Linked DNA regions of Homo sapiens: region 1 is linked to region 2. Evidence: chromatin contacts called from ENCODE Hi-C or POLR2A ChIA-PET data. All regions are on one chromosome and are shown on one strand. Each heading gives the region's core, a stretch centred on a gene start or an enhancer-like site at or near the end of the contact. The rest is flanking DNA. Distances are from core to core; before and after follow the strand shown.

The links. Hi-C counts contacts between places; a loop is a spot of excess contacts on that map. ChIA-PET counts read pairs that join two places held with the same protein, here RNA polymerase II (POLR2A). Pooled maps may share reads with other maps.
Region 1: a map of ascending aorta shows a loop between it and region 2 (9-fold over the local background). The contact joins two enhancer-like sites. A Hi-C loop is called at or near these places in 9 of 168 maps with a recorded cell type or tissue (Calu3, PC-3, Panc1 and 6 more), 3 of 37 single-sample maps with no recorded cell type and 4 of 50 pooled maps. POLR2A ChIA-PET finds 5 or more read pairs at or near these places in 9 of 52 experiments (B cell, GM10248, H1 and 6 more).

What each region holds. Positions count from the first base shown.
Region 1 is chr9:69,053,741-69,059,022 of GRCh38, forward strand. The region is part of intron 3 of FXN (frataxin); the gene reads left to right. Among named protein-coding and RNA genes, the nearest start is that of FXN, 21 kb to the left of the region's middle. RefSeq lists enhancers at 1,093-1,594, 1,595-2,094. Within about 2 kb of position 1,436, at least 3 of the 41 ENCODE cell types and tissues checked have a DNase peak (open chromatin) inside an H3K27ac peak, as active enhancers do.
Region 2 is chr9:69,095,173-69,101,095 of GRCh38, forward strand. No RefSeq gene overlaps it. Among named protein-coding and RNA genes, the nearest start is that of FXN, 62 kb to the left of the region's middle. Within about 2 kb of position 2,084, at least 5 of the 41 ENCODE cell types and tissues checked have a DNase peak (open chromatin) inside an H3K27ac peak, as active enhancers do.

The sequences.
Region 1 (5,282 bases), core at 186-2,685, 42 kb before region 2:
CCCGTAGTTCTTCAGTAGGGATAAGATAACTGCCCAAAAGTTATTTAGATTACAAAGACTTGAGCCCTGCTCCTGTGAGACAGTGATGGGGTAGGTCGGGTGCATTCCTGGGAAGCATATTTTTGAAAAGCTCACCTGGGATTCTAATGTGTATCCCTAGGTCTTATTCCTAGAGATTTTGATTACTTGGTCTGGGGTGTGGCATGACCTGGGCAGGGCACTGGGATTTTTAAGCTCCACAGATGATTCCAATATGCAGCTAGTATGAGAACTTGTTTTTTTTTGAAGGAGTCTCACTCTGTCACCCAGGCTGGAGTGCAGTGGCGCAATCTCGGCTCACTGCTCCGCTTCCTGGGTTCAAGCAGTTCTCCTGCCTCAGCCTCCCGAGTAGCTGGGATTATAGGCATCTGCCACCATGCCCAGCTAATTTTTGCATTTTAGTAAAGACGGGGTTTCACCATGTTGGTTAGGCTGGTCTCGATCTCCTGACCTCAAATGGTCCACCCCCATCAGCCTTCCAAAGTTTTGGGATAACAGGCGTGAGCCACCAGGTCCGGCCTGGTGTGAGAACTTCTGAGTTGGATGAAACATTAGCCCCAGATCCTAGAAGCCAGGGAAGTGCTGGTCTTTATCGACTGGCCACCAGGTGGCAGATTTGGGCAAGGGTCTGCCTTTGGGTTTAGAATTATTGCTTAGGCCTTAAAGTAGTTCTTTTTTGCCAGTGGGAGAAAATCCCTCAAAGATGGTTTTCTGGGTTGGTTGGTTTGTTTGTCTGTTTGTTTGTTTTTTGAGACAGAGTCTCCCTCTGTTATTCAGCCTGGAGTGCAGTGGCATGATCTCACTGCAACCTCTGCCTCTCGGGTTCAAGCAGTTCTCCTGCCTCAACCTCCCAAGTAGCTGGAATTATAGGCACACGCCCCCACACCCAGCTAATTTTTGTATTTTTAGTAGAGACAGTGTTTCACCACGTTGGCCAGGCTGGTTTTGAACTCCTGAACTCAAGTAATCCTCCCACCTCAGCCTCCCAAAGTGCTAGGATTACAGGTGTGAGCCACCGCGCCTGGCTCCTCAAAGATGTTAATCCTCTTGATGGCAATTGACTAATACCAGAAAATGTCACGAAGCGTGCATTTTGGATTCAATCATGGAATTGTTGAGGACAATCAGCCATCAGACTAAAGCGATAGAAATAGTATTGGAAATTGCAGCGGGAGCACTGAATGGAGAAGGCACTCCACATAATGGAGGAGGCAACCAAGTCTTAGAGAAGGTATCAAGCCTGACTATAAGGACAGTGAGGGAATTGAAAAAACAAAAAAGGAGCAATGGAGCAGGGAAGGATTGAATGCCTTTCAAGTAGATTCAGTAATTGCTGTTAGCAGCAAAAAATGCAGTAGTGCCTGGGCAGGGCTTTAAAGTGCTTGCACAGGCAGCCCTAGAGGGCCGGGCTGCTTGGGAACTCTTACAAACTGACCTACCAACTTGAGCATCCACAGCCTGATCAGAGGTGGGGGAGTTAAGGGCCTTCTCTCCCCTAGCCTCTACTAGAGCCTGTAACTGCAGGGAAACCAAGTTGCAGGCTAAACTCTGCCCACACATGCAGACATTGATTAGCAAGCTACAAAAACAGTCATGAAACCTGTTTTTATAGGATTAGTGAAGCCCCAGTTTGACCAGAGTACTTTGCATGAATGTTTTGTTAGAAGCAAATGTGCCAATATTCTAGCAGCTGCGTTTGGTTTACTTCTTCTTCTTCTTTTTTTTTTTTTTTGAGTTGAAGCCTAGCTCTGTCACCCAGGCTGGAGTGCAGTTGTGTGATCTCAGCTCACTGCAACCTCTGCCTCCCAGGTTCAAGCGATTCTCCCGCCTCAACCTCCTGAGTAGCTGGGATTACAGACATGTACCACAATACAGGGCTAAGTTTTGTATTTTTAGTAGAAATGGGGTTTCACCATGTTGGCCAGGCTGGTCTCAAACTCCTGATCTCAAGTGATCCACCCGCCTCAGCCTCCTAAAGTGCTGGGTTAACAGGCATGAGCCACGGCACCTGGCAAAAGTCATCTTTTGGTTTACTTCTATTGAACTGAAAAAGTCACAAATATATTTATATTTAATTAAATATATTTATATAAAAATATGGTATTTAGTATTATTATTTTTAGAGACAGGGCCTCGCTCTGTCACCCAGGCTGGAGTGCAGTGGCACAATCATAGCTCACTGCAGCCTCAAGCTTCTGGGCTCAAGTGATCGTTCCACCTCAGCCTCCCTAGTAGCTGGGACTACAGGCACATGCCACCATACTCGGCTAATTATTTTATTTTATTTATGGGTCTCGCTATGTTTCCCAGGCTGGTCTCAAACTCCTGGCCTCAAGCGATTCTCTCACCTCGGCCTCCCAAAGCACCGGGATTACAGGTGTGTGCCAGCACACCCAGCCACAAATCTATAAATTTAGAAAGGAGGACTATTTCTAAAGAGGGTCCCACTACCTGTAGGCAGGAAGCAGAGCCTCTGGCCATAACTGAAAAACAAGCACTTCCAAGAAGGGGCAAAGGGAACATGAATTTATGCTGAGAGGCGTAGCTAAGCATACATATTCAACAGATTATGGGAGGATCTATGAATATTCACAAAGGGAGGATCTATGAATATGCACACATGTGGAGTAAGCTAACGTGTGCAGCATGTCTCCCATGTTCACCTTAGGCAGAAACTTAACACTAACATGTATTACAGGGCAACAAAATGAGACTGCATATCTACATAACCTAGCTATTTGGTAGGCTGAAGCAGGAGCATCACTTAAGACTGGGAGTTCGAGGCAGCTGTGAGCCATGATCGCACCACTGTTCTCCAGCCAGGATGACAGGGCAAGACCCTGTCTTAGACCACTCTGTGGTCAGTGGTTATCAGGAAGGAATGCTAGTCAGTTGTGCTGAAACCACTAAAAAGGAAGGGCAGAATTAGGTGATGAGTTGATACCAGTGGTGAAGTGAGTCTTTTTTTTTTTTTTCTTTTTGAGATGGAGTCTTGCTCTGTTGCCCAGGCTGGAGTGTAGTGGTGTGATCTCAGCTCATCGCAACCTCCACCTCCTGGGTTCAAGTGATTCTCTTGCCTCAGCCTCCCGAGTAGCTGGGATTACAGGCGCCTGCCACCACGCCTGGCTAATTTTTTTATATTTTTAGTAGAGACTGGGTTTTGCCATGTTGTCAGGCTAGTCTTGAACTCCTGACCTCAGGTAATCCAACTGCTTTGGCCTCCCAAAGTGCTGGGATTACAGGCAGCTCCAAAGTGCTGGGATTACAGGCATGAGCCACCATGCATGGCCTGAAATAATTTTTTTGAAAGGGCTAGTTTCTATTTAGCCCTTAGGGGAAAAAAAACTAATGGCAGTTAGGGAGGGAATAGAACGAGTCCTGTTTGAACTCCTTTCCCATCATGGCCAAAACTTAAAATTTTTTTTAGATATCTCTGGGCTCCCCTTGGCCAAAAGATAGTTTGTTGAGTCAGTTGGGAGCTTAGAATTTTGTTTTTATTTCTCACATCATTGAATCAATTTGAACCAGGCGACAAAACCTTCTGCTCCCAGTAGTGGGTCAGAGAACCTTCCTGATTCCTGCCCTGAGATTGTCTCTCTGAAGACAACATTAGGCTAGTAGGCTTTCCAGATTCTGTAACCCATTCTTTCAAAGGAAGAGATGCCTATATTTTTCTAGCCAATTCATATACCTTGAGTATCACTCAAGGGCAAAATTATTTCTAACAAATCATTTACTAATTAGCAAATGCTTAAGTGTAGATTTAGAAAGCTAAAGCTATACAGTGGCTGCCATCTATAGTTTGGACTTGTGATTAACTACATTGAAATGCTAACTCTGTACCCTAGAGTATGAATTCCTGATTAGAGTCCTTCAGGTGCTAACTAATTTATGTATTTCATGTTTGATAATATTATTACTTGAGCTTTGTGGGAGAGCAGTCTTTTCCTCCCCTGAGATATAGCTAGAAGTTACCTCCTTTGTGAAGCCTTCCTAGATACTCCAAGCAGACACGGTCCTTCCTTTCTCCCTTGCCCAGCACTCTGAGGTTGACTCTGTGGAGCACTGATCCCTCTGTGTTATAATTGTCTATTTACACGTCAGCTACCACCTATAACACACTGAGTTCCTCAACAGCAGGGACACTGTCCATTCTTTGATCCCAGTGTCTGGAACAGTGCCAAGTACATAGTAGGGACTTAATAAATATTGATTCATATGTAAATGAGACTTTTCCAAAACATGCTTTCGTTGATGCCTCTCAGCATTTATACACCTTTTACCAACTCGCTACTGGCCACATAGACAAATGAAAGCAGTAATCCAGATACACCCAAGAGGACATCTGTTCTTTTTTCTCTCTGTGGAGTGGGAGACTTAAGTGGCTTCTTAACTGGTGTGTCGTCTGATCAAGTGGTCCAGGTAACAGGTGGATGCCAATGTCTGGCCCAGGCATCACCCCTTACTGGCACTGGTCATTACAGAAGACACTCTACCAGAGCTGAAAGGACCTCTTGTCACTAGGCAGCTGTGGAGTCCGCTCTACTTGACCTAGTAAAATCTGCCTGGAGACTGTTAGAGTCACCCCACTACCTGAAGTTACCTCCAGGCTGACCTCTTTTTTTTCCCAGGTGGAGTCCTGGCATCTTAGATATTTTAATAAGGATTTGCTTGTTGACATGTTCTTTATTCACTAAGGTGTCAGCATATTACTGTCTTAGAACTGAGGGTTCTTCATCTTTTTTGGATCAGGACCTCCCTCTAAGAATCTGATGACTGCTCTGGTCCCTCTCCCAATAAAAACTTCCATACTCACCTGTTAAAAAAAAAAAAAACTTTAAACAAATTAACAGAGTTTTATTCAGCAAAGAATGATTCATAAATCGGGAAGGCTGCAACCAGAATAGGTTCAGAGAGACTCCACGGTGTGCCACGTGGTTGGAGAGGATTTAGGATTTATGCACAGAAAAAGGAAAGTGACATGCAGAAAATGAAAGTGAGGGCCTGGTGCTGGTGCGGTGCCTCACGCCTGTAATCCCAGCACTTTGGGAGGCCGAGGCGGGCAGATCATGAGGTCAGGAGATCGAGACCATCCTGGCTAACACGGTGAAACCCTGTCTCTACTAAAAATGCAAAAACTTAGCCGGGCGTGGTGGCAGGCACCTGTAGTCCCAGCTACTTGGGAGGCTGAGGCAGGAGAATGGTGTGAACCTGGGAGGCGGAGCTTGCAGTGAGCCAGGATC
Region 2 (5,923 bases), core at 834-3,333:
ACAAGGCTGAGGCCGGAAAATCCCTGGAACCCGAGGGGCGGAGATCGCAGTGAACCGAGATCACGCCATGCACTCCAGCCTGGGTGACAGAGCAAGACATAACCTTAAAAAAGAAAAAAAAAAATGTAGAGATGAAGTCTTGCTGTGTTGCCCAGGCTAGTCTCAAATGCCTGGGCTCAAGCAATCCTTCTGCCTCAGTATCCCAAAGTGCTAGGATTACAGGCATGAGGCACTGCACCAGGCCTACATCCTCTTTTTTTTTTTTTTTTTTTTTTTTTTTTGAGATAGAGTCTTGCTCTGTCTCCCAGGCTGGAGTGCAGTGGCACGACCTCGGCTCACTGCAACTTCCACCTCCTGGGTTCAAGTGATTCTTCTGCCTCAGCCTCCAGAGTAGCTAAGACTACAGGCATAATATCTCTCTTAGATATGACAAATAATATCACAGAGTGTACACCCACTGTGATGTTAGGAGTAATACCTCCCTATGATATTACAAGTAATACTGCCTTTAGATACTACAAATAATATCACAGGGTGTACATCTACTGTGATATTAGGAGTAATACCTCCCTTAGATATTACAAATAATATCACAGGGTATACACCCACGGTGATATTAGGAGTAATATCTCTCTTAAGCGATCCTCCCATCTCAGCCTCACAGAATTAAAGGAATTACAGGAAGAGCTGCTATACCTGGCTGGATCTATGTTTTAAAAATATAACCCAGATAACCCTGTGGTCAGTGTCTAAGATGAATTGGATTAGACCAAGGGAGAAAAACTAAAGATGGGAATACTAGTTTGGGACTTTGCTTGCTTGCTTGCTCTCATTTAGAAAACATTTAGTAGTTCTACAATGCTCAGGCACTGTTCTGGGAGTCACAAATATAGGATTGAATAAAGTAAATAAAGCACTTGCTCTCCTGGAGCTCACTTTTCACTGGGGGAATGCAGATAGTAGACACATACATCTATAGTATCAGTAAGTGCTAATAGAAAAATGAAGCAGGTGAGATGGATCATGCTGAGTAGAATGTATCTTCTTTTCCTTCCTTCCTTCCTTCCCTCCCTCCTTCCTTCTTTCCTTCCTTCTTTCTTTCCTTCCTTTCTTCTTTTCTCTTTCTTCCTTTCTCTCTCTTTCTTTGCTTTTTATTGTCTTAAAATGTACATAACATAAAATTTACCCTCTTAACCATTTTTAAGAATACAATTCAAGGCCGGGCATGGTGGCTCACACCTATAATCCCAGCATTTTGGGAGGCTGAGGCAGGCGGATCATGAGGTCAGGAGTTTGAGGCCAGTCTGGCCAATATGATGAAACCCCATCTCTACTAAAAAATACAAAAATTAGCCAGGCTTGGTGGCACATGCCTGTAGTCCCAGCTACCCGGGAGGCTGAGGCAGGAGAATAGCTGGAACCTGGGAGGCAGAGGTTGCAGTGAGCTGAGATCGCACCACTGCACTCCTGCCTGGACAAGAGAGCAAGACTCTGTCTCAAAAATAAATAAATAAATAAATAATAATAATAATAATAATACAATTCAGTAGCCTTAAGTACATTTGCATTGTTATGCAGCCATCACCACCATCCATCTCCAGAATTTTTTTGAGTGGAGCTCTTTTTAATAGAGTAGTTGAAGGCCTCTGTGACACAGTAGCATCTGAGCAGAAGCTTGAATGAAGTGAGAAAAGAATCCTTTTGCATAGTTTAGGGGAAGTATGTTCCATTCCTGGTCCTGGAAATAGTTAAGACTATCACAATAGTGCAGGAGAAAGATGATACAATACAGTTTGTGTAGCTGAAACCCCGTCTTCAGAATGTAAAGGAGAACAGATGGGAAGTCATGTTCCTCCCAGAAGTAATTCATGTAGCAGAGAAGCCAATGCAGATCCACGAGACAGACAATTCAGTGCTCTGCACAAGAACTGTGCTTTAAGCATGGAGAGGATTTTTGTATCTGTCCTGGGATCCTACATCAAACAGCATGTGGTGATTGTGAACACAAACGTACAAGACTGTGAACCCTACCAAGTTTCCTTCTTCCATTAGATATGAATAAGGAGTCATGAGTTTCCTTTGGAATGTCCTTTAGCCTGTTGGTACATGTTTTGCCTGTGACGAATGCAGTTACTCATAAATCATTGAGCACATTGGGTACAGAGGGCAAAAGATAAATTCCTGTATTTCCTCTATTCGGTCAACAGAAATACCTCTAGGCCATAATCCATTCATCCAATCTAATAATTTTGCCATCCATAAAACCTTCAGGTGTTCTGAATTCAACATCTTTTTTTTTTTTTTTTTTTTTTTTTGAGACAGAGTCTTGCTCTGTCACCCAGGCTGGAGTGCAATGGCAGGATCTCGGCTTACTGCAACCTCCGCCTCCCAGATTCAAGCGATTCTCCTGCCTCAGCCTCCCGAGTAGCTGGGATTACAGGTGCCCGCCACCACGCCCAGCTAATTTTTTGTATTTTCAGTAGAGACGGGGTGTCACCATGTTGGCCAGGCTGGTCTCGAACTCTTGACCTCAGGCAATCCACCCGCCTCAGCCTCCCAAAGTGCTGGGATTACAGGCGTGAGCCACCATGCCTGGCTGAATTCGACATCTTGCACCTAATTCCTGTTCAGTTAAAGACCCAAATCATGATCTCTGACTTACCTGGATATTTGAAAGATTAACTTGCTGTGGTGATACCATACTAGAGTCACAAAATCAAGCCCTACCCTGCCACAGCCACCTAAAGGAAATTAGGTGATATACAAAAGAAATTGACCATATTGTTGTCCTTTTAGTGACTCTCCTAATTTTCTTCCCCTGAAAACTTACAGAGAAATTTGAGTATGTTTGCCTTAGGTGGATGCTTGTTTTTTTATTGATATGAAAAGCAGTAAGAGGAAATGGAGTTTTTTGGCCTGTTAAGGAAGGGCAGCCACTGTAAACACAGTTGAGTGCAAATTCACAGTGTTAGAATGTTGAAGTGTATATAATGATTTTGCAAAATTTTCTACAAGGCTGATACAGTATCCAATCAGGACTAGGATTAGATATATTGTCATGTATGTTTGCGCAGGAAATGCAGAGACTCTAAGGTGCTACAACTGCAATTTGACATGTGGGATAGTTCACTGGTAACTGTTGATCTCCCTGAGGTTTAAGTTTACAGTTCCACAGCTCTTTATCTGAAACTCTTGGGCTATGTGTTATGGAATTTAGAATTTTTTCCGAAATACGTTGCATATATTGTATATTATGACATGATACCTCCAAGAAAGACTTGGAGTCACATCCTATAAACAAACACATGAATATATCCCAGTGAAATGTATGACTATTTTTACTAAAACAAATGAGAATCATAAATAGACTTACATTACTTCAGGTCAGATTTTGCTGCCGAATTAGTTTGGGCATCGAACTTTTGGTTTCAGAGACAAAACTGTGAAATTTTAGATTATATTATGGGGTTGTGGACCCATGTAACCCTCCTCTCCGTAATTCCTAAAAGCAAGCAATTGCATCAACCAGTCTCATGAGTAGCTGCGATTCTAGAAATCAAGAATCCGGATCTGAAATTAGCCGGGCATGGTGGCAGGCACTTGTAATCCCAGCTACTGGGGAGGCTGAGGCAGGAGAATCGCTTGAACCCAGGAGGAAACTGCAGTGAGCTGAGATCGTGCTGCTGCACTCCAGCCTGGGCAACAGAGTGAGACTCTGTCTCAAAAAAAAAAAAAAAAAAAAAAAAAGAATCCAGATCTGGGCAGGACCGAATTGCTGACATGCCCCCGGTATAGCAGAGACGTTTTGCCTACATGTTACACACCTGAGTAATAGTTGTCAGCAGCTGATGAAGAAGATGAATGTGCTCTTAATGTCCATCTTTGATTTCCAGTCATTTTGCTTCTGGGTCTTGGCTTCCTGAGGAAAGAAGTCTCCAGTAGGTGAATGCAGTGATATGGAGAATACTTTCTTCTGGCTGCATGCAGTAACTCACACCTGTAATCCCAGCACATTGGGAGGCTGAGGTGGGCAGTGCACTTGAGGTTGGGAGTTCGAGACCAGCCTGGCCAACATGGCAAAACCCCGTCTCTACTGAAAATACAAAAATTAGCTGGGCGTGGTGACAGACACCTGTCATCCCAGCTACTCGGTAGGCTGAGGCATGAGAATCACTTGAACTTGGGAGGTAGAGGTTGCAGTGAGCCGAGATCGTGCCTCTGCACTCCAGCTGGGCAACACAGCGAGACTCTGTCTCAAAAAAAAAAAAGTGTGTGAGAGAGAGTACTTTCTTCCTGTTTCCTCATAGGCCAGTTCTCTCTGGCATGTGAGTTTAACATCAGTCACCTCCTTCACACACAGCGGGTGCATTCGTAATAGGAGGTCCTTAGCTGGGAGTTTTTATGGCACATCAGTGGGGCGTGAAAACACCACATAGGAGCTAATATATCTTTGCTGGCTGCTTTCTCCGGCTCCGCAGCAGACAGAAACCCTATGAATCATATCCAGGGGTCAGGTGCAGGCAACAGACAACTAATATCTCCCAAGTGAGTTGAAAAGGATCTTGTTACCCAGCATCCTAAGGAGGTTGTAGCCTTGGGAACCACAGGCAAGAATAATTAACTCAGCTCCTCGGTTAGTGCCTCTTCAGTTCGAGATGGAATTTATTTGCAGGCATGGCTCCTTAATATGCCAAACCCATGCTCAAGACATACTCCTTCTCCTGGAAGGTTAACGTGGCTCCTGTGGCTGTTCCATCCCTGAGGAAAAGTGAGGACCATGCTCTCCAAACAGGCCATGTGCTGGACTACCTCTGTTTCTGTCTCCTGGGATTCCAATCAGCAAGTGAGCAACGAAGCAACCCAGACAGTGTGGTTCATAGGATGGCTGGGTAAGTGGCTGTTTGTTTTTTCCTTACTGTGGATATGTATCAGTGAAGGAATCTGTAGAACATTCTTGATGGGAACATTTAGTCATATCAAGTCAATAAATTAATGTTTAGGCTGGGCGCAGTGGCTCACGCCTGTAATCCCAACACCTTGGGAGGCCAAGGCGGGCAGATCATCTGAGGTCAGGAGTTCAAGACCAGCCTGGCCAACATGGTAAAATCCCGTCTCTACTAAAAATACAAAAATTAGCTGGGTGTGGTGGTGCATACTTGTAGTCCCAGCTACTCTGGAGGCTGAGGCAAGAGAATTGCCTGAACCTGGGAGATGGAGGTTGCAGTGAGCTAAGAGTGCACCATTGCACTCTAGCCTGGGCAACAGAGTGAGACTCTGTCAAAAAAAAATTAAAAAAAAAGAAAAATCATTATTTTATTTTTGACTTATTATTAATATAAATAATTATATCTTGGCCGGGCATAGTGTCTCATGCCTATAATCCCAGCACTTTGGGAGGCCAGGGCAGGCAGATCACTTGAGCCAAGAAGTTTAAGACCAGCCTGGGCAACACGGTGAAACCCTGTCTCTACAAAAAATATAAAAAATTAGCTGGGAGTGGTCAGCTTGCCTGCAGCCCTAGCTACCTGGGAGGCTGAGGTGGGAGGATCACCTCGGCCCAGGAGGTAGAGGCTGCAGTGAGCCATGATTGTACCACTGCACTCCAGCCTGGGTGATAGAGTGATGAGACCCTGTCTCAAAAAAAAAAAAAAAAAAAAAAAGAAAGAAAGAAAGAAAAAAGAAAGGAAAAGAAATCATATATTGGTGAGGAGACAATTCAACACATATTTTTTATTGAACACATACTATGTGTCAGGGTACCAGATATAAGCTCTATCTACAAGGATTTTAGGAGCTGGAGTATGTGTATGGGGGGATGTATGAGTGTGTATAACAAAGACGACTCCTGGGGAAGAAGAGGAAGACAAGCCCCAGAGGTATACTGCATAGGCATAATACACAACAGGCTAGCAAAGAAGCAAAC